Regions from separate parts of the Homo sapiens genome. Here region 2 is linked to region 1. Evidence: chromatin loops called from intact Hi-C (ENCODE). Cell type or tissue: gastrocnemius medialis. All regions are shown on one strand. Links, peaks and the distances in the headings refer to the core of each region. The heading gives the core; the rest is flanking DNA. Region 1 has its middle 150 kb from the start of MIR4290. Region 2 has its middle 65 kb from the start of MIR4290HG.

The links. Peaks named below come from ENCODE experiments on the same cell type or tissue, not always from the same donor. Only the 100,000 strongest peaks of a DNase experiment are listed, where the experiment ranks them.
Region 2: it touches region 1 in a loop (3-fold over the local background); 6 of 110 quality-filtered maps call a loop at or near these places.

The regions. Positions count from the first base shown.
Region 1 is chr9:89,872,143-89,883,460 of GRCh38, reverse strand. No RefSeq gene overlaps it. Among named protein-coding and RNA genes, the nearest start is that of MIR4290, 150 kb to the left of the region's middle. In gastrocnemius medialis, for the core only: no CTCF peak of the experiment used is centred there; DNase peaks (open chromatin) are centred at 3,550, 4,540, 6,180, 8,270 and 3 weaker places; H3K27ac peaks cover 5,805 bases.
Region 2 is chr9:90,100,621-90,111,938 of GRCh38, reverse strand. No RefSeq gene overlaps it. Among named protein-coding and RNA genes, the nearest start is that of MIR4290HG, 65 kb to the right of the region's middle. In gastrocnemius medialis, for the core only: a CTCF peak has its summit at 9,431 (motif pointing right); DNase peaks (open chromatin) are centred at 3,898, 4,718, 5,972 and 9,458; H3K27ac peaks cover 4,277 bases.

The DNA.
Region 1 (11,318 bases), core at 1,414-9,413:
GCTTCTCTTTGCTTTTATGATGTTGCTCAGGGCCTGCAAACTTCCTTTTTAAGAACTATCTTTCCGTCTGCTTGCTTTTCCTCTGCTTATTGAGTACATTGATTCATTGAGGTGACTGAGCTATGAGCAGTTTCTCACTGGATACCAAAATGTACACGCGCTTCAGGCAGTGCAGACTGTATTTCCCATGGCCGCTCAGTGTGTGTGCTGTCAGTGTGGGTTCAGACATATGGCCCAAAGTGTCTCTGAGTGTACATTTTTCACACTGCCCGCACATATGCAGAGGAGACGCCAGAGAGAATTTTTGTGTGTTATCTCCATCTCCAATGCCTCATGTTCTAGAAAAGTGTCCTGTGAGCCTGTGAGAAGGTGTGCGTGTGTGCAGTGTGGGATGTGTGTGGGGGTATGCTGTGGGTGTGCATTGTGTGTTCATTGTATAGGGTATGTGGTGTGCTGCGTGTGTGGTGTATTTGGTGTGTGTGTGGTATGCTGTGGTGTGTGCATAGTGTGGTATATGTGTGGTATGGTGTGTTGTATGTGTGTGTGGTGTGTGTAGTATGTGTGGTGTGTGTGGTTTGTGGTGTGTGGTGAGTGCTGTGGTATGCAGTGTGTGGTGTGTGGGGAGTGTGTGGTGTGGGATGTGGTATAAGGGGTATATGGCATATGTGCGTGTGTGCATGTGATATGTAGTATGTACATGGTGTGTGTATGTGGTATGTGATGTGTGTGTGGTGTGTGTGATATGTGGTGTGTGTGTGGTGTGTGTGTAGTATGAGGTATGTGGTGTGTGTATGTGGTATGTAGTATGTGTGTGATCTGTGTGTGTTATGGAGTATGTGGTGTGTGTGGTATGTGGGTGTGGTGTGTGGTATGTGTAGGGTGTGGTGTGTGTATGTGATATGTGGTGTGTAGTATGTGGGTGTGGTGTGTGGTACGTGTAGTATATGGTGTATATGTGATATGTGGTATGTGGTAAGGGGTGTGTGGTGTGTGTGTGGTGTGGGGGGTATGTGGTATGTGTGGTGTGTGGTGTGTGTATATATGGCATGTAGTATGTGTGTGGTGTGTGTGTGGTATGGTTGTATGTGTGTGGTATCTGTGGTGTGGTGTGTGTGCTGTGTGTGTGGTATGGAGTTTGAAGTGTGTGGTTATGTGTGTGTGGTGTATGGTGTGTATGGTGTATGTGTGGTGTGTGTGTGCTGTGTGGTGTGTCTGCTCTGTGTGTGTGTGGTATGGGGTATGTGTGGTGTGTGCTGTGTGCTGTGCATGTGGTATGGGGTGTGGTGTGTGTGTGGTATGTGGGTGTTATGTGTGGTGTGTGTGTATGTGGTATGTTGTATGTGTGTGGTGCATGTGTGGTATGGGTGTATGTGTTTGGTATGTGTGCCGTGTGTGTGGTATGGAGTTTGTGGTGTGTGGTTATGTGTGTGTGGTATATGGTGTGTATGGTGTATGTGTGGTGTGTGTGTGGTGTGTGCTGTGTGTGCTGTGTGTGTGTGGTGTGGGGTATGGGTGGTGTGTGTTTGTATGTGGTATGTGTATGTATGTGGTAGTTGTGTATGTGGTATGTGCTGTAAGGTGTGTGTGTGGTATGTGGTATATGTGGTGTGAGGTGTGTGTGCTGTGCGTGTGGTATGGGGTGTGGTGTGTGTGCAGTATGGAATGTGTCGTATGTGTGGGGTGTAGTGTATGTGGTATATGATATGTCCATGGTATGTGTGTGCTGTGTATGTGGTATGGGGTGTGGGGTGTGTGTGTGTGATATGGAATATGTGGTATATGTGGTGTGTGGTGTGTGTGTGGTATCTGATATGTGTGTGGTATGTGATGTATGTGTGGTATATGAGTGCTGTGTGTGTGGTATGGGGTGTGGTGTGTGTGTGGTATGTGTGGTGTGTGCTGTATGTGTGGTATGGGATGTATGGTGTGTGTATGTGGTATGTGTGGTATGTGTTTGTATGTGATATGTGTATGTAAGTGGTAGTGTGTATATGGTATATGGTATTTGTGGTATGGTGTGTAGGGGAGTGGGTATGTGGTATGTGTGTTATGTGTAGCGTGTGTGTGATATGTGTGTGGTGTGTGTGTGCTGTGTATGTGGTATGGGGTGTGTGTGTATGGTATGTGGTATGTGTGGTAGTGTAGTGTGTGGTGTGTGTGCTGTGTGTGTGGTATGGGGTGTGTGGCATGTGTGTGGTATGTGGTATGTGTGATGTGTGGTGTGTGTGCTGTGTGTGTGATATGGTGTGTGGGGGGATGTGTGGTGTGTGGCGTGTGTGGGGGGTATGTGGTATGTGTGGTGTGTGTGTGTGGTATGTGCTATGTGTGGTGTGCTATGTGTGTGTGTGGTATGGGGTGTGTGGTGTGTGTGGGGGGGTATATGTGATGTGTGGTGAGTGATGTGTGTGGTATGTTGTGTGCATTAATAAATTCCTAGGCTCTCTTCCCAGGGTCACTGGGTGACCTAGGCAGTCCCGGAGCTGGACATGTCCATTGAGGGCTGGAGTGGCCTAGCACTCCCTCCCATCCTCTGAACAGTCCCCTTCACTGTCCAAGATAGTGCCTTCCTCTAGCAGACACATGCCAGGCTCTGCAGGCCGGAACACGCATCCCTTTCACAGCCTCCTCACAGCCCTGTTCAGTGGCACTCTGCAAACCTCGGTTTTATGATCCTTGTGTCAAGCGCATGGAAACTGGTCATAGCACCAAAAAAATTTCTGCTGTGAGATAGGTTTCTTCTGTTCAAGATGGCACGTTGGGGTTACACTTTAAACTCCCTCCTTGACCGCAGCCACACTGTGGGCACACTGTTTAAAAAGAGTGCACACACATCTGCACGCACACATGTGTGTACAACACACTCACCCATCTCTAGGGTGCAGAGGGGCTCGCTGCACCTGGGCCTCCTCACACCAACGTGTGAATGATGATGAGCTTCGAAACCTTCCCAGGAAGCCATGTTTTTGAGCACGTCTCTGACTCCCAGTATGGTGAGGTGAAGTCAGAGCTCCCAGGTGACTCTCCCCACCAGGACTTCCCAGGGGGCCCCACACAGCTGCTTCTCCACGGTGCCCCGCTGACCACACGTATCACCAGGGCCGCTTGCCATGTGACACTGCCCCAGCCCAGGCCACACCCTCCAAAGCAGACTCTCTGTGGACAGGACCCTGATCTGAGCTCCAACAAGCTCCCACGGGCGAGCTTGAGCTCCCGCACCATGGGCAGAAGCAAGAGAATCATGGCCTGGAAGCCTGGCACGTGGAGATGGGGGAGAGTGCTGCTTCTCATTTTTCCTTAAACAGAAGGAAGAGTGGCTTCTACTGGGGTCCTATGCTTCAGAAGGCCCCATGCAGGTTCCCCTCGCCACCAGGAGCCCACACCCCATCCTTCCAGGAAAGGACCCCCCAGTTCTCTGCACAAATGCTCTGGCCACTTCTGTGGCCTGCTCAGGCCTTTCCGGTTCAGACACATCTTGCACAGTTGTACGCTCATTGGGTGGTCAGGAGGCAGCTGTGTCCCAGGGTGCGGACAGAGCTTGGATGTGAGTGGCCGGAAGGCCTGGCCAAAGTGTTGCACGGCAAGGAGAATTGGCCAGCTTTCTTATGGGCCCCACCCTGCCCCAGGCTGAACTGTGCATGTGGGCTGGATTCCCTGCTGCTCTGCTGTGGATTGAGGGAACTTCACCCTACGCACATGTTGATTTCTGATATCTGCCTTCCAGAACTCGGAAAGAATAAATTTCTGTTGCTTTAAGCCACCCAGGATGGGATGTTTCGTTACAGAAGCCCTAGGAAATGAATGCAGAGGCCTGTTTTGCTATTTGCACATGACTTGTCCTGCTGTATGCAGTGGTTGTCAAAAGCATGGTCCCCAGACCAGCACCATCAACATCCCCTGGGATCCTGTTGACAAAACAAGTGCCAGCCCCGGCCAAAGCTATTACATAAGAAAATTGGGGCGTGGGGGCAGTGATTTGTGTTTTACGGAGCCCTCCAGGGTATTCTGATGCTGCTCCAATCACCACCACTGGAGAGGAGGTGGGATGTCAAGGAAAGGGCAGGATAGGGACCGGAGGATGGGCCTGCAGGGGCCTGCGGCTGCTTCCGGCAGCATCCCTGGACAGCTGTGCTGGGCCTGTTGGCAGGAGGGAAGGCAGTCAGGCCTGAAGAGGTGGGTGTGCATACCCCACAAGGTGTCATCAGCTCCCAAAACTTGAGAGACTTAAGAATGCACCATCACACCTGTGTGTGGCCACACATTTTGTTCTGCAGAACTCCTAGTGCTCTGTGTCTTGGGCCTTACAGAATAATCATAGCCCACGGCCACTTTGCGTGGACAGTGGAAACAGTGCCAGTGGGGTGCTGTCACAGCCACGGATGGCCATGCCCTTCCCAGCTGGCTCCTAAAGGACACATCCCCAGAGTTTCTGCAGCTCCAGTGGCAAGGTATAGCAGGCATGGCCCCAGCTGGCTCCCAGCTGCTCCAGGCCCCCTTGGCTCTGTGCCTCTGTACACGGTGTCCCTGTCTGCTGAACTGTTCTGTCCCCACTGAGTCATCCTGTAAAGCAGCTCTCCTATGTCACCTCCCCTCGGCTGTTCTCTGTGCCCACTGCCTCCGCTGCTCACTCTATCTCAGCATGCAGCGAGGCCCTCAAGAGATCCACCCACACAGCCACCTCTTTCCCGACTGTCATCCTCCCAGCTGCCCCACTTTGTTCTCCTGGTGGCCCTCTCCCTCCCCGAATCACCACTTCTGTTCACTATATTACTTAATCATTGGGTTTCAGGATGCACTTAGTATGTACATGCACAGCCAGAAGGAAAGCTGACTCTTCCTCTTAGAAGCCCAGGCTGGCCATTCTAAAGTGGTAACAATCTCCAAATAATTCCTCAAACCCCGATTCCTTCACTGCTGTGGACACACAACCCTGTGGAGATCATATTCCTTGTTTTAACTACGACTTAGCAGAAAAATAGAAGGTGAAAGTTCATTTGGGTTATGGATGTGATAACTTTTGAATACAAGGTCACCTCCCTGGTCCCATGACAGTCCCAAACCCAGGTCCACCTCAAGCTGGAGCAGAACCAGCCTCCTCCTTCTCCCTGCCTTCTCTGGGCAGAGACACACACTTGTCCCTTGGGGCACTAGGCATAGGTCTATTGGCAAGGACTCCGAGGCCGCTTCTGCAAAGCACAGAGCCAGGACCTGCAGAAATGGCCGAAGGAGGGTGCTTTTCCTTCATCCCCTTGTCATGCACACTCATTGGAAATTTTCTTGGGCTCCTTCCAAAATAATTGATGCTTTAGGAAGGAATAGACAGATCAACAATGTGGGCGGGATGCTGAGTTGGGTCCTGAGACTGGGGGCCTGGAGTCCATGAAGAGATGTGCTCCCTGAGGAATCTTGGTGGCAAATATAACAAGGCCAGCCTCAGGTGTGGGGTTGGGAGGCGAGGTGGGGCGCTTCTCCCTGGAAAGCAGCTGCTGCCTGCTCAGGCCTGGGGAGGAAATGAAGCTTTCTGCTCATTCACTCACCTGCCAGTATGCACAGAAGGCAAACGGGGAGACAGTTTGACCGAGAGAACCATCTGTGTGGGTCAGCTCAGGCCGTGGTAATAACGTGCCACAGATCTGGCAGCTCAAACAGCAGAACTGTATCGTCTCACATCTCTGGAGACTGAACGTCTAAGACGAGGCTGTCAGCAGGACTGGTTCCTTCTGAGGCCTCTCCTCGCCTTGCCGATGGTGTCTTCTCCCTGCACGCTCACATGGTCATCCCTCTGTGTGTATCTAATCTCTTCTTCCCAGGATACCAGTCCTATTGAATCAGGGCCCACCGCAATAACTTTATTTTACCTTACCTCTTTAATGGCCCTGTCTCCAAATACACTCACATTCTGAGGTCCTGGGTTCAACGCCAACATATGAATTTGGGGGAACAGAGTTCAGCCCATCCCATCACCCCAACCCTCAGCTGGAGGGCAGCATGTCTACCCATCTAGGAGGTCACCCTGTTTCTATGTGTAAGAAGTCCAGGTGGTTTTTGGGAAACGCCATAGCTCCAGCCTGCAATGGTGCATGGAGCAGGGGCCAAGGCTGCTGATACCCTGGGCTGGCCCCGTCTTCAACTTTAAAGCAACATATTGAGAGGCTCTCTGAACTGTACACCATGTTCTTGGCCACCTGACAAGGGGAGAAATAGGACAAAGAAAGTTGTGTGATGAGGCAGAGGATCTTCACAAGCACAGGGCAAGAGTGGGGTGGGATGGGGGACTGAGCTGATCCCCGGGGGGGATGAGGGAGTGTCACACCTTCCAGACCCTGCACACCATCCTCAGCCTGCTGGGATGGCCTCCTCCCCTCTGGAGCCAACCTATCCTGCACCACTTTCTGGGTACGTCCATGCTCGTGGGGAAAAGGAGCAGATTCTCTGGCCCTTAGGATACCTGAGCTTGTCCTAAGCAGCCAGTTTGGACCTGCACAAGCCTGATTGACTTCAGGATGTAGCCAGACCACAGATGGTGGCCTTCCTTCTTCGCTCTATGTCCTTTCTTATGCACGTGGATCTGAAGCCCTTTGCAGCAATTTTTAAAGGGAAAAACATAATTTTTTAAAAAATGGCATGGAGCAGCTGGGCGCAGTGGCTCACACCTGTAATCTCAGCACTTTGGGAGGCCGAGGTGGGTGGATCACGAGGTCAGGAGATCGAGATGATCCTGGCTAACACGGTGAAACCCTGTCTTTACTAAAAATACAAAAAATTAGCCGGGCGTGGTGGCAGGTGCCTGTAATCCCAGCTACTCGGGAGGCTGAGGCAGGAGAATGGTGTGAACCTGGGAGGCGGAGCTTGCAGTGAGTCGAGATCGCGCCACTGCACTCCAGCCTGGGTGACAGAGCAAGACTCTGTCTCACAAAAAAAAAAAAAAAAAAGGCATGGAGCAATTGACAAGTCAGGATGAGAAGCTGAGAAGGTGTGGAGTGGAGAAGAGAGATGGTGGAGGGCCTTGCAGAGGGTGAGGCACCCCGAGAAGAAGAGGGAGGCCCTTGTGAGTTAAACCCATGTGTCCAGGGACAGGGCTGAGCTGGGAGGGGTGGGGCTCACCCATTTTATTTATTTACTTACTTATTTAGTCTTTTTTAAATTTTACTTTTTTATAAAACTTTTTTTAACTTTTTTCTTTCTTTCTTTCTTTTTTTTTCTTTTTTTTTGAGACGGAGTCTCATTCTGTCACCCAGGCTGGAGGTGCAGTGGCGCAATCTCGGCTCACTGCAAGCTCCACCTCCCGGGTTCACGCCATTCTCCTGCCTCAGCCTCCGGAGTAGCTGGGACCACAGGTGCCCGCCACCACACCAGGCTAATTTTTTTGTATTTTTAGTAGAGACGGGGTTTCACCATGTTAGCCAAGATGGTCTTGATCTCCTGACCTCGTGATCTGCCCGCCTCGGCCTCCCAAAGTGCTGGGATTACAGGCATGAGCCACCGCACCCAGCCTCCTTCTTTCTTTTTTAAGAGACAGTTTCCCTCCATGTTGCCCCTCCTGGCCTCAGGTGATCCTCCCACCTCTGCCTCCTGAGTAGCTCAGCTTACAGGCATGAGCCACCGCACTCGACTAAGGGGGAGTCTGGGCCTTGGGGAGCTGTTGTCCCCCATAGTCCTGTGGACTCCTGCAGATGATGAAGTAGCCAGCTGGAAGGCTTTAGGATAAGAGTTGAGCATGTGCCTGCCCTTCTGCCATCAAAAGCAGGTGTGATGGGGGCCCCAGAGGATACGTTAAACTTCAGCTCCACAGATGGGGGCGGTGCATGGATGCCCTCGTGAGCTGCCAGAGCTGCCTTCTCCTGCCCTCAGCACCCTTGGGACCTGCACAGCTGGCACGCTGGGGGGGTCTGCCATGCAGTAAGGAGGAATCAGGCTTTTGAATAAAGAGGAGAAGGCTAGCTGGCTGCAGTTCCTAAACACGCACCGAGGGCCTCTCAGACCAAGGCAGGAGAACTTCACGGGGTAACTCACATGGCTGCTGACTGCTTTCTGACAGAAAAAGAGTAGGAGAAAAAAAATTAAAGTGAAGAGAAAAAGGACAGAGAAAGAGATCAGTGCGGAAGCTGCCAGGCAGTTTTTCTCTCTGTTTGCAGTTTCTAAGAAGAAGCAGCATTGCAGGGCACACACAGGACTTCTTGGTTGCCGTGGGCACAGACACTCAGCAGGAGCTGGTGAGGAGCTGGCCAGGCCTCGGGGAGCCGCTGCATGGACGCCCGGGGAGCTGGCAAGCCCATGTCCCTCTGGACACAGTGACAGGCCACTCCAGGAGGCCCCCATCTAGATGTTCGTCAGACTTCAACCCCAGAGTAAACCCAAACAAGGCAGGGGTTGAAGGAGGTCACGTCTAAGCCCTAACAGAAACTTGGCAGTCAGCTGTCAGGGAGCGTTTGGCCATGCAAACCAGACTCATGGATTTACACAACAAACAGGACATGCCCAAGCCTGGTTGTTTAGATTGTTCCTGCATTTAGGTTTTAATTGTAGAATTCAGGCCTCCTCCCTGGATGCCCTGAACACAGCCCAGCCTGGGCTGGCTCACACTGCGGGAGCAGATCCTATCACCTTCCTCAGGCTGGGCCTTTGTTAACACTGGTTTTGTAAGCAGCCTGCTTCAGCATCCAAGAGGCACTCAAGGGTCTGCCCAGAGCAGGAGGATGTGCAGTAGGGCTGCTGCTCACCCAGCCCCGTCGCCCAGACCTCTCCACCAGGTGCTTCCCAGAGGGAAGTAGAGTGTTCCTGAGAGACCTGGGCAGAAGGAAGCAGGACTAGTTAGGGCCTGTGTCCCTATGTGTGGACAGAGGGCTGGGCCACACTTGTCCTTTGTGCACTCTGTTCATAATAACTGCTTGCTGAGCATCTGGGACTGCAGGGGATGTGCCTGTGAGAGGCACAGTCCTGGCTCTCGTGACGTTTGCAGCGGGGTGGAAAGGAGCCCAGTGCCAGGCTGGGAATGTCATATTCACAGAAACGGTGACAGCGGCCATGGAAAGTCCAGAGGAGGCCATGCTGAATGGAGCCGTCCCCCGTGTGGATGAGATCCTCCCAAACTGGGCACCTCTGGGCAGCTTTCAGCCCAATCGGTAGAGTTTATTTCCAGTTCAGTGGGGTGCCCCGGTTAACCCACTTTGGGAAGAATCTCCTTGTATTTGGAAAGAGCTGTGCTCATACCTTGAAAGGGGGATTGGACCTCATGAGCTTTCATGAGGGTGCGGGGTCTCCAGGTCCCCCAGAATTCTCCGGACACTTGCTTAATTTACTACCTCAAGGGGCCTCTGAGCAGCACTCAGAGAACTGAGTGCTCAGAGAACCCATTTCTCTGAGTGCAGCACTCAGAGAACCCATTTCACAGATGGAAACGGAGGCTGGACCTGTCCAAGGGTGGCCCAGGGCACAGGTGAGCTGGGAGAGACAAGGTCCTTGGGGCCCATGCTTGGCTCAGCACTGCCCCGAGGAGTCAGGACGGGGCTCCAGAGAGCACACTGGCAGGTCTTCAGCCCGACCCATGATGCCACATCCACGACAGTCAGACCTCCCGACAGCGATGGGCTGGAGAAGAAATAACCTTTTTTACTAGTCTACTTTATGCCTGAGGCTTTATGAGCATTAACTTATTCAATGATCACACCATCCCCATGAGATGGGTAAGGTTAACCTTGGGAAACTGAGCTTTCTAGGAATTAGTAACCTGCTGTCATTACATGGAAAATGACAAATAAGAGAGGGGAACTCAGCCTTCCCTGGGCCCACAGTCCACCCTCTACCCTCATACTGCCTGATGGTGCTCAGAGAACTCTGGCAGGGTTTGTGGTGGTGAGAGGGAGGCCTGGCGTCCCTCCAAAGACTTTGAGACTCTCAAGTGCAGGCCCCCAGACCTGCAGCATCAGGACAGAAATCCAAGACTCCAGCGTGAGCCCCCAGCCTTCCAAGTGAGAAGAGCTGGGAGAGACAGCCCAGCCCAGCAGGTGGAAGCCCTGTGGTGATAGTCCGTCCCCTGGGGAGTGCAGAGCACTGTTGACAGGTTGACCTGGCCAGAGCAGGCCCCATACAAGCCATATCCCCTTCTGCCTCCCGCAACCTTGCTCTGGGCTGTGGATAGAGCCAGGTGGGTCTGGGACCCACTGCAGGAGCCACATGCCCAGAGCAAGTGCAGGCAGGCTGGGTCAGCGCAGGCGGGCAGGAGAAACTGAGAACCAGGTCCTGCCTCAGGCCTGGCCACTGGGGTGGGCTCCAAAACACTCCACCCGGGCAAAGAGGGACAGACGCCGGGCACCTGACCCCAACTGGGGGACATCTGATCACCTCTGCTCTGTACAGTACACAGAGTAGAATGTGGGACAGATAATTCCAGGGAGCTGCCCTTTCTAATTAGGTGGTGAAGTCAGCATGAACTTCAAACAGGGCAAAAATAGGATCCTAAAAATAGCCTGGGGGAACTGTGAGGGGAGCAGGAGGTGCTGCCTGGAAAGTTCCGGGGCCTGGGCAGGACAGTTCCCACGTGGCCTCCAAACCAAGGGGAAGCCTCAGCTGACCCCAGCAGACCTCCAGATGCAGTGAGAACCCAGAAAGTCAGGGTGTGGGGCGGGTCATGTGATGAGAAAATTCCTCAGGACTTCAGGGGTGCGAGCCGGCACATTTGTGGCCCAGGGAGTCTTTCTCATGGTGCTATCTGCTTCATGGCTCTTTAAATATTGCACGGGGGTGCACACGTGCTCCTGTATGCATGGGCTTGCTCCTGCAGGTATAAGTGTATGTGTTTATCATTGTTTAGCAGGGACGTGATGGCTCGCCAGGCCTTCCAGACACTCCCTACGCAGAGTGCAGTCCCTGCACCAGAGCGATGGCAGTACCCAAGAGCTGGTTAAAACCACAGGCTCCAGCCTGCCCCAGACCCTCTGAGTCAATACTTGCATTTCCACAGGGTCCAGGGGTGACTTGGTGTTCAGGAAAGTGTGAGAAGCCTGGCTCCAGGTGTTCAGAGGCATGCCCCAAAGCACAGGGATGGGGCTGAGGGTCTCACGGGGTTTTCCTGGGGGTCCAGGCCCCAGCACACAGGGGCTGCTATAGGCAGGGGCTGGGGGATAGGGACCTGAGATGTGGCTGTTGGCTGAGCAAGGCCTGGAAGCTGGCCACCTCTGGAATGAGAATGCTCAGAGTCTGGTCCAGGCGTTGGCCCAGGGCTCCTGTTGGCAAGCAGGTAGGTGCTGAGCAGCACAGGGGATGCCTGCCAGGGCTGTCTGGGACCCCTGATGTCACTGTAACACACAGAGGCACTCCTGAGT
Region 2 (11,318 bases), core at 1,637-9,636, 230 kb before region 1:
TGTTACTCATGAAACAAGGGCAAAAACATGGGACATGTGTTATACTTTTTAAATGGATGGATTAAAATATTGACATTCTAAGGCAAGTCTGTATCAGCCTTGTAAAAGTCACCTGGAAACACCTGTGTGTCCACACAGCAGCCCTGTGTAGTTCTGGGGTGGCCATTTAGATTCTCATTGAGCTCTTCTAGGCATAGTTGAGACCCCTGCACCTGGCCCCAAACAAAGAATCCTCAGCCTGATGTGTGATTTCAGCTTCAGCAGAGAGGAGGCCACATCCCTGTTCTCCCAGCCCCGTCTCAGCCTTGTGGCCATTGCATCACATGTGGCCCAGTCTCAAGTCCTAGTAAACCAGTGGTCCCTCCAGACACAAGGAGAGAATTAAGGGCACTGCATAGTGTTTTTAATTTTAGAAAAATAAAAAAAAATAGAGTGAGCTTTAATGTTTACTGTTTATGAGTATCTGAGGATTTGGTAGTAAAAAGTGTGTGATGAAACTACCATAGAAAATTCTTTCCTGAAGCCGGAAGCCTTTCATTCCTGGATGACCCTTGACGAAATTCTCCGTATAGTCCTGAAAGACTATCTTTCCTTCTCTTCAGCACATTGACCAGCTGCTGGGAATGAAAAAGGAACATCAAAAGTCTGGTTCTTGTATAAACAGCAGATGATAAGAACATGGAATATTTGCAAATTCTTTGCTAGAAGCTCTGCTTTCTCTTGAAATGATGCTTGCTTGCTTTTATATGTTTTCATAAAGCCAATTCTTAGAGTCCTCAATGAGGTTGGAGTGTTAAGACTTTTAGCATAGGCTCTGTCATCTACCTTTGGTCCCTTCTTGCTGTTATAACAAAAACACATTAGATGGGATGATTTATAAACAATAGATTGATTTCTCAGTTCTGGAGGCTGGGAAGTCCAAGATCAAGATGCTGGCAGTTTGATATCTGCTGAGGGATATTACTTCAAGATGGTGTCTAGTTGCTGTGTCCTTCCCTGGTGGAAGGACAGATCAAGAAAAGGGACAAATACTCTCTCTCAAGCCGTTTTATAAGGGCACTAATCCCATCCACAGGGGTGGAGCCCTCAGGGTCTTATCACCTCCAAGGGCCCCACCTATTAATATTGTCACCTTGGGAATTAAGTTCCAACATATGAATTTTGGAGTGATACATGCATTCAAGCCATAGCATATCCCCAAAGTAGTAAAGACAGCCAGATCAAGGGCCTGGGGCCATTGGACAATTGAAAATCCTCACCTTTTGGCAGGGGTTGTAACCAAAAATCAGGCAATATTTGCATATCATCTGGCAATGTTTGCGAGCAATAAAGAGACAATATTTAAAAATATATAATGGTGATTTTTGTCTCTTGGTGCCCAAACTTATATCTTTTTATAATAAAAATAATCAGAGTAAGGTGCAGAGAGAGGCAAATTATTGCAGATTTTAAGACAGAAGTGAATCTCCGAAAAGTGTAAAAAAATGTATATTTGATTTTAGAGATTCTGTCATTTGCCCAGAATTTATACATCACTTACCATGTGCCAGGCTCTTTTGGGTGCAAAGGAAAAGAATTAGACAATCGCTGTCCTTCATGGAACTTCCAGTCCTAGAAAGGAGAAAAATGTATTTAATAAATCACAACATATTAAGTGATGGTATACAGAAAATGCTGTGAGAATACAGACAAAGGAGTGGGAAAGCCAGCATCAAGTAACAGATAAGACTTCCTGAAGATGTCACACTTTTGGATACAGTTTGAAAGCTCTCTAGCAGTTCTTCAGGTCAAGAAGAAAGGAGCAACATTCTAGGCAGAGGGAAAGGAGGGCATGATTGAGTTTGTACTCCCCTAGAAGCAGATCCCAGTACAAGGATGTGCAAGTAGTTTATATGGGACTGTAGGGAACACAGGGAGGTAAATGAGAAAATGTTGAAGAAAAGAAGGGCAACTGGAGAAAACATACAGCATAAAGTTAGCAAGCAAAGTGAGCATTTGGAACCTAATTTCACAGGGAAACTGGGAAATGGTGAAGAGCACACACCTAGAGGAGAGGGAGCTGGGGTATTTATACAGTCATATACTGCAGCCCATTGGCGATGGTCATACCTGGCCTTTCATTAGAAGGGCAGTGTAGTTTTGACTTGGCTTTGGAGAATTCCTAAAGGCCCAAATACACAGATACTGGCAGTCAGAAGTCACTGGAGCATTCTAAATAATAATGCCTGAAAAATTTCGGCAGGGCAAGAGCAGATTCTGCTACAAAACATGAGCCACTGAGATGCAAACAAAGCAAGTGTGTTCACAGATCATTCTCTGGGGTTGGTCAGAGCAGCCCAAGATAAACCTGGAAATGCTGTTGTTTATTTCCTTCTTTATCATACTTCGACAGGTGGGAACTGCTATGGTTTGAATGTGTTCCCCAAAAGCTCATGTGTTGGAAATTTAATTCACAATGCAACAGTGTTGGGAGATGGGGCCTAATCAGAGGTGATTGGGTCATGAGGGCTCTGCCCTCATGAATGGTTAATCTTTGGAGTGGTTAGTCAAGAGTGGTTGTTATCAAGTGAGTCTGGCCTGGTTCTCTTTTGCAAGTGCTCAGTTGCCCATCCACCCTTCCACCATGGGATACCATGGGATAATGCAGCAAGAAGGCCCTCAGCAGATGCAGCTGCCCGATCTTGGACTTCCCAGCCACCAGAATTATTAGCTAAGTGAAATTCTATTCTTTATAAATTCCCCTGTGTGTGGTATTCTGTTATAGCAACACAAAATGGACTAAGATAGGGGCTCATGACTGGGGAGAGACTGCTGCTCCCAGGGCCAGCCAGTTCTCACAGACAGCAGACTCTCCTGGGAATGGGCTTTTTATACACAAACCAATGAACCCAGAGCCCATGTTCCATACCACCTCCTCTGTCTGACTGTTATACTACAGGAGGCAATGTTCCTCTGCCCTAGTCATCCCAGGGCCAGCAGCAGACAACTAGAGACATCCCTTATGCTCAGAGTTCATGGGAATTAAACTAGAAAATTCTAGGCTGCTTACTCTGCCTTGCCCATTTCTTCCTTTGAAAACCACAATAAAAGCACTTTCCCATGTTTTTCCCTCTATCCTCTCTGCCTCCTGGCCAAGCCTTGTGCCTCCCCATGTGGCCCAGCATAGAGTGCTTCCTGTTTCTAGGGAACTATGAGCAAAAACTTCTTCCTCCATATCAGTCATTTCTGTGTTGTTTGCCCTACCACACCTGCTGAAGACAAATTTCAGGTACATTTTAACACAGAAGACACAGTGCAAACAGCCATAGGGGGCCAGGGCAAAAGACCCGGAATGTCTCCTCTGTGTCCCTGGAGATTTTATTCTTGGTAAGTACACACACTTGCATAGTAATTACCCTTACTAAGTTGAAAGACGAGTTTGCTCAACTGGATACAGTCTCTGATGACAATTTTCTTGGATGTCTTCCCTCTCTAATAGCCATAGGACTCTATTTTCTTTCTGGCATTCAAGTTCCTTTGATGTGTCTAAATGCAGCCTGTTTCCTCCAACCAGCCTGTGTTTATGCTGGAAATACAGATCTGGGGGACATGGGGGTTGGGGCTGACATTTGCTGTGTCCAGGATCCTGGTCCCATATGCTGCAGTGTGAAGTTTTCACAAAGACAGTGGCTTCCCTAGATGGACTTCCTGCCTGAGCAAAAACGGGTCATCATCAATAACAACAATAAAAATCAGCAAAGTAGTCATATACACATAACAGTTTTCCTGAGTAGAAGATCAGTTGGAAGAAGGACAAGCAAAGACTCTCCTGGGAGTGGGTTTTTTATACACAAACCAACCAACCCAGAGTCCATGTTCCAAGGGCTGAGTCACTGCAGTAGGTTGTTGTAATTGTCCAGTGAGAGAGAGCGTAGCCTCTAGTGGAATGGCAGGCCTAGGAAAGAGAGGCAGGGAAACCAATGCCAAAGGGTTTAGGAGGTGTCTGCATGGAAGAGTGCAACTAGTGGGCACGTGGAAATGAGAACGACAAGGAGGAAGAGGAAGAAAGGATGATTACTAAAAGTCTTGCTTAATTAGGTAGTGCTGTTTCTAACCAAACTAGAGACTATGGAGAAAGAAGCAAGTTTAAAGAAATAAAAAAAAAATTAAGTTTTGGACGTAGGTATCTGTGTTAAAACCAAATGGTTATGTCTAGTAAGCTATCTGAATTATGAAATATGCATAAATATCCACACTTTGGCTGGAGATTAAATTTGGAAATATCCCATGGTAACTGAAATCCTGGCTGTGTACAAAGTCCCAGAGTCTGAAATGAGAAAAGAAGAAAGCAAAAGGTATTCACACTGACAGCTCTGTTGTCAAATGGAACTCTGTTATTACAGCTCCTTGGCTGAGTATAGAGATGTTCATGTTAACTGGAAAAAAAATAACATGTTAACTGGAAAAAATAAGTATGGTGTATCAGACTAGCCAGTGCTATCACGGAAATCTTTGTCATGTTGGTTGAGAATGAAGTTATTCTTACTTCAAGAGAAACAGAGGCCTGAGGAGCACTACTTTTAAATTTGTTTTCTAGGAGACCCATGCTATGTTGCTAATAAACAGTTTTGTTTTGACAGCTTCCATTTGCTATAAATATAGTTCCAAGGACAGTGTCCAATATTTCCTGATTCGAATCCAGCCTGAGCAGGTGTGTTCACTGCATGAGTCATGCCATTAGCTGCCAGGACTGTGACTTGGCCACAAAGGCACTTAACGGAATAAAAGCAAGCTGGGAAGAGAACAAGGCTTCTGGGATCACCGTTGCTTGGAATTTGGAGAGTCTCTGATAGGTTTGCTTCTTTCTTTTCATTACTGTTAAAAGCAATAGCACCAACCAGGGTTCCAAGGAGAATTTCTACATTAATAGATAAATATTTGATCAAACACAAGACCTTTCTTATTCCCTTTTTAATTCATAGTGTTACTGCATTTGCACTGATATGCTGCTCATGCTAGTTATGCCACTCAAAATACCCACTTTACCAAAAGTAGGTAACTTCCTCAGAGGAAGCTCTTTTTTTTTTTTTTTTTTTTTGAGACAGAGTCTTGCTCTGTCGCCCAGGCTGGAGTGCAGTGGCACGATCTCGGCTCACTGCAAGCTCCGCTTCCCAGGTTCACGTCATTCTCCTGCCTCAGCCTCCCGATTAGCTGGGACTACAGGCGCCTGCCACCACGCCTGGCTAATTTTTTGTATTTTTAGTAGAAATGGGTTTTTACCATGTTAGCCAGATGGTCTCGATCTCCTGACCTCGTGATCCGCCCACCTCGGCCTCCCAAAGTGCTGGGATTACAGGCATGAGCCACCACGCCTGGCTCAGAGGAAGCTCTTTAATGAAGAAGTAACATATTAAATATAACTACATTAAGAACCTTTCACTTTATTCTACATAAATATACTCACAATTTAATTAGTCATTGAAATGAGGAAGTCACATGCAATGCATTTCAGTTGAAGGTGTCTGTCTTAAAAGAGTGATGTAAGGGGGTCTTATAGTACCTTTATGGATGACAGCAGTGTCTGGGACTAAGGTCACAGAAGTGAAGATCTGAGCCCACGTTCAACAATCTTATAAATTACAAAGGAATGTTTAGACACAAAATCTAGACAGTGAAAACAGAGATGCTGCAGTAGCAGGCCTAGAAGAGAAGGAGGAATTTGCAGTCCTTTTTCAAATCACCTTTTCATAAATGAAAACAAACTCATACAACAACAAAATAGGGCATGCATTCTGATTCAGGATGCTGTTTTAAAGTTCTGTTCAGCAGTTTACATGGACTTTGATATCATAACACTCTGATTCAAGTGCTAAATATAAATAGGGTAAATATTTCTTGGCTTCCAGTGGGGTAATGGTAAACCCAAATTAGAGGCAGCACCACGGTAAAGAGCTATGTTGGATGAAATCCTGAACCACATTTGTGGGAAGGACACAGGGCTGGCCCAGTGAAGTCACTCTTCCAGTGAAACAGCAGAGCTAACATCATCCTTCCAGGAATCCTGCAAAAGAAGCCACCTGGGATGCAGTAAGATGACAGTAGCTTTCTGGAGCTAAGATGACAGACAGTTTTTTCTTTGGCCACAGGTTCTGATTACAAATCAGCAAGCAAATGTGTTCACACAGATGAAATAAGGGTATAGAAAAGGATGATGATTTGTCCCATTTATTCCAGCCCTTTTTACTGGCTTTTACAGTCCTTTTTACGTGGCTTTCATTCATTCTTCTTTCTGCCCATGAAGCTTATCCTAGAGAGAATTTCTGAGAATAAATGAAGCATAGTGAAGCTTCTAGAAAATAGTGTAAAATGCTAACATTGTTATTATTGTCAAGTCATGTTTATCAATATGTGGATCATTGATGATAACTGAACTATTCAAGAAAAGTTGTTAACTAAATGGCTGTATGACTTTTGGTGGGAGATTGTATCGTAGCTCAGGAAAAATTTATTCCCCTTGCGGTACCCGCACCCCCACGCCCAGGAGGAATGTACATCCTTGTCCCAGAAGCAATGGGCTGGGTGACTTGCTTTGGCTTGTTGGAATGTGAGTGGATGTGGATTTGCCTGTCCAAGCTAAGAGCCAAACACACATGGTGCATTGGGCTCACTCTGTGTGCTCTTATCGCATCAGAGCCATGCGTCCCAGAGAGTGGTTGTGCCTTCTGCCTGGAAATGCAGGAGAATCAGATCTCTGCCCTTCCCACCTGCGGACTTCAGTAGAACTGCCACGGCCCACCTGCAAACTCAAGAGTGAGAAATAAAGAAATGCTGGCAATTTCACACCTCACTGACAGGTGAGTCCCCACGCACAAAGGAACTTCAGTAAGCCTAATGGCTGACTACTCATAATTGTGGAGGTGAGCTGGCATACTCAAAGTGTGGAAAGAAAGAAAAATCTGTCAATGGCGAATTCTACATCCAGCAAATCCATCCTTCAAAGGAGAAATTAAGACATGCTATAATTTTAAAAAGAAAAGGTGAGCTGAGAGAATTTGTCACTAGCTGACCTTCTCCCAAGAAATGCTAAAGGGAACACGTCATGTTGAAATGGAAGGAAATTAGGTAGTAACTCAAATCCACACTAACAAATAAAAGGCCCTGTTAATGTGACAACATAGGTAAAAGTAAAAAACAGTATAAAGGTACTTTTGGTTCATAACTTCTTTCTTTTTTCCTTTTTTTTTTTTAGATGGAATCTTACTCTGTTACCCAGGCTGGAGTGCAGTGGTGTGATCTTGGCTCACTGCAACCTCTGCCTCCTGGGTTCAAGCGATTCTTCTGGCCTCAGCCTCCTGAGTAGCTGGGATTACAGGCACACACCAGTGTGCCCAGGTAGTTTTTGTATTTTTAGTAGAGACAGGGTTTCGCCATGTTAGCCAGGCTGGCCTTGAACTCCTGGCCTCAGGTGATCCACCCGCCTTGGCCCCCGAAAGTGCTGGGATTATAGGCATAAGCCACCGCACCCAGCCATTTCTTTCTTTTTTTCTGTCTGATTTAAAAGACCACTACATAAAACAGTAATTCTAAATCTTGAGTGATGGGCACACAATGTATAAAGATGTAATCTGTAACAATAGCAGCATGAAGGTGGGAGGGAGGATCAAAGATCATAGAAGCAAAGTTTTTGTATACCTGTGAAATTAATTTGGCGTTAACTCAAACTAGACTGTCATAAACTAAGATGTTTCTTAACGGGAGAAGCAGGGAGGAAAGAGCACCAGAGATTCTGGTCTACATGGTCTGTGCTGAGGTCTCAGTTGTATTCATTTCCTGTTGCCACTGTAACAAATTACCATAAACTTAGTGGTTTAAAATAACAGATTTATGATCTTGCAGTTCTGAAGGTCAGAAGTTCAAAATTAGTTTCAGTGGACTAAAATCAAAGTGTTGGCAGGCTGCATTACTTCTGAAGGATCTAGAGGAGAATCAATGTCTTTGCTTTTCTCAGTTTTTAGAGGTCATCTACATTCCTTGACTCAGACCTCACATGACTCTGATCTCTGCTTCCATCTTCACATTTTCTCTGGCTCTTAACTGCCTGCCTCCCTCTTATAAGCAATCCTTGTGATTTTATTTAGTACCCACCAGGTGATCAGGATAACCTCCCCATCACAAGATCCTTAACCAAATCACATCTGCAAAGTTCTTTTTACCATGTAATTGTCTTAATCCATTTGGGCTGTTAAAACAAACGATCATAAGCTGGGTGCTTACAAAAAACAAACTTTCAGCCAGGCGCGGTGGCTCATGCCTGTAATCCCAGCACTTTGGGAGGCCAAGGTGGGTGGATCATTTGAGGCCAGGATTTCGAGACCAGCCTGGCCATCATGGCGAAACCCCGTCTCTACTAAAAATACAAAAATTTGCCAGGCATGGTGGCACGGGCCTGTAGTCCCAGCTACTCAGGAGACTGAGGCATGAGAATTGCCTGAACCTGGGGTGGGGGCGGGGAAAGGGGGTAGTGGGGAGGGATGTGGGCGGAGGTTGCAGTAGGCTGAGATGGCTCTACTGCTTTCCAGCCTGGGCGACAGAGCGAGACTTTGTCTTACACACACACACACACACACACACACACACACACACACACACACAATTATTTCTCACAGTTCTTGAAGCTAGGAAGTCCAAAATCAAGGTACCTGGAGGTTTGGTGTCTGCTCAGGACCCACTTCCTGGTTCACAGACTGTGCTTTCTTCCTGCACCTTCACATGGTGGAAGGAGCAAGGCAGCTCTCTGGGGCCTCTCTGACAATGGTACACATCCCATTCATGAGGGAAGAGTCTGCCTGAATTACCTCCCAAAGACCCCACCTCCTGATACCACGACACTGGTGATTAGGTTTTCAAACTACAATTTTTGGGGGGACACAAATATTTAGACCACAGCAGTAACATATTCATAGGCTCCAGGCATGCAGAAGTGGACATCTTCGCGGACTTTATTCAGCTCACCACATGAGACACAAGTGGTCTATAAGTCTCCCTGTGCGATGCTGAAGTGCAACCAGGGTTTAGAATTACCCAGGCAGAGTCTGGGATGCTCACACCTAACAGAGCCTTCAAGCCTCCAGGAGCTTCATTAGCCTGACCCACACCCACTCCAGACTTCCAGAATCAGGATCTCTGGGGGTGCAGTCTGGGACTGTCACTTTTTAAAGTTCTCCCACGTGATTCTTATGTGCCCAGGGTTGTAAATCCTCTCAGAGGAGACATCAGCAGTCCATACAGCCCAACACACCACAGAGTAAAGTCCCCTGAGAAGTTTCAAGAATCCCTGGACACTTGGTGACATTCAGAGGCCAGGGTTCCAGGTAGACCTGCACCTGCTCCTTCAGGCGTGTCTTTTTGGCAGAACTTCTCAGGTAATTCTGATGCCCATGAAGGTTGACCGGTTGTCCTGTGGAGGGCAGCACTGGCCTACAGATGGATCTAAGCAGCCCCAGCCAATCAGGCTGTTTATATGCAGAGTGACGCATGTGGCCAAGGAGATGTTACACGTGTAAAGGCTTTGCTTTGGAGCGAGCTCTTAAAGGAAATGATTTCTTTCAGAGCCAAACTCAGACACCTAGCAGGGAACAGTTTGAAAAGGTCACCATATACTTGACCCTTGGTAAAAGATAGGGAGCCTCCAAAGATGGAGATGTGTCTGCAGGACTTAATTGTTGAAGAATCACAAAGATCCTCTCTAAACTATTTCAAAATAATACCATCTAGTGTTGCTGTAATTTGTGCTATTAAAGGAAAAGTTACATGAAGGGGAATATATCTTAGCATGACAAAAATGCAAATTTAGAGTGTGAAGTTAGTTCCATTTTTTTAAATTCAGAATCACAGTAGAAAAAAATGTAAAAATTATTTAAAAATTAGAGATAGAAAAAACTCTGAAGACATCTTGTAAAACAGATAACCTGCCTCATAAAGCTACATGGTAGCTTCTCAAACTTCTCTTATTCTATCTGAAAATGGAAACATGGCTCCTTGTCCAGTGTACTCATATTGAGGTGTAGTGAAGATCAATAAGGGATATACAAATTAACCATTCAAAGTATTACAAGCAAAGGGCAAACAATGTGTCTGTCATTTAAAAAGTTAGGATTGGCCTTGCGCAGTGGCTCATGCCTGTAATTCCAGTACTTTGGGAGGCAGGCCCAGGAGGGCGGATCACGAGGTCAGGAGATTGAGACCATCCTGGCTAATACAGTGAAACCCCGTGTCCACTAAAAATACGAAGAATTAGCCGGGCGTGGTGGTGGGCGCCTGTAGTCCCAGCTACTCAGGAGGCTGAGGCAGGAGAATGGCATGAACCCGGGAGGCGGAGCTTGCAGTGAGCCGAGATCGGGCCACTGCACTCCAGCCTGGGTGACACAGCGAGACTCACTCTCAAAAAAAAAAAAAAAAAAAAAAAGAATTTATCGAGATAAACAGGGAAAACTATATTTTAAAGATCATCTGCTTATTTCCACATTTTTTAGTTGGATATATGAAATGTGCAATTAACTATCAACATAAAAAGTTGACTAAGATACTCAAAACTGAAAATCCTAAAATACCTACAGAAATAAATGAAACTAACATGGTTCTTAAGCCCCAAACTTAAGCAAGCACTCACATATTTGTCTCTGGCAGCCTGGCATATCAGCCATGTCTGAACGCCGCTAAATTTGATTCTTACTTTACCTACAGGCAAATAGCAGCATATGACTGTCTCTACAACATTCTTGACCTATAAATCTTCAAAGCAACAATGCTCTACTACAAAAGGAAAAAAAAACCAAGACCACGAGTAACCCATCTTCAAACTGTCACTCTAATCCTTTCTCTGACTGTCAGATTAAAGGTTGCTGCTGTCTGGAGGTCTGTGGCTTCAAATTAGAGATGAGATCATCAAAAAAGCTTAAATTCAAACTTCAGATTGCTGGCTTCACTATGCTCCTTGGTGAGAAAATAAATACGTAAATAGTTACCCATTAGACATGCTATCAAGAATAAGAATGAATCCTGCATACATGTAAAATATCAATAATAAGATATCAATAAACTTATTGACAATATTACAGGACACTCATGTCCAGTGGTGGTTAAAAATCCAGCCTGACCTTACAGTAGACATTGAGCTACATGCCAGTCAGTGATCAAGATCAAGGGAGGCAAGCTCTAGCCCCCACATCCAAATCCAACACAGCCTACTTGTGTATACAGCCTGTGAGCCGAGATGCTCTCTGGATTTTCAGTGAATGAAAACACATGAAAAGAACAAATACACTTTATGACCAATGAAA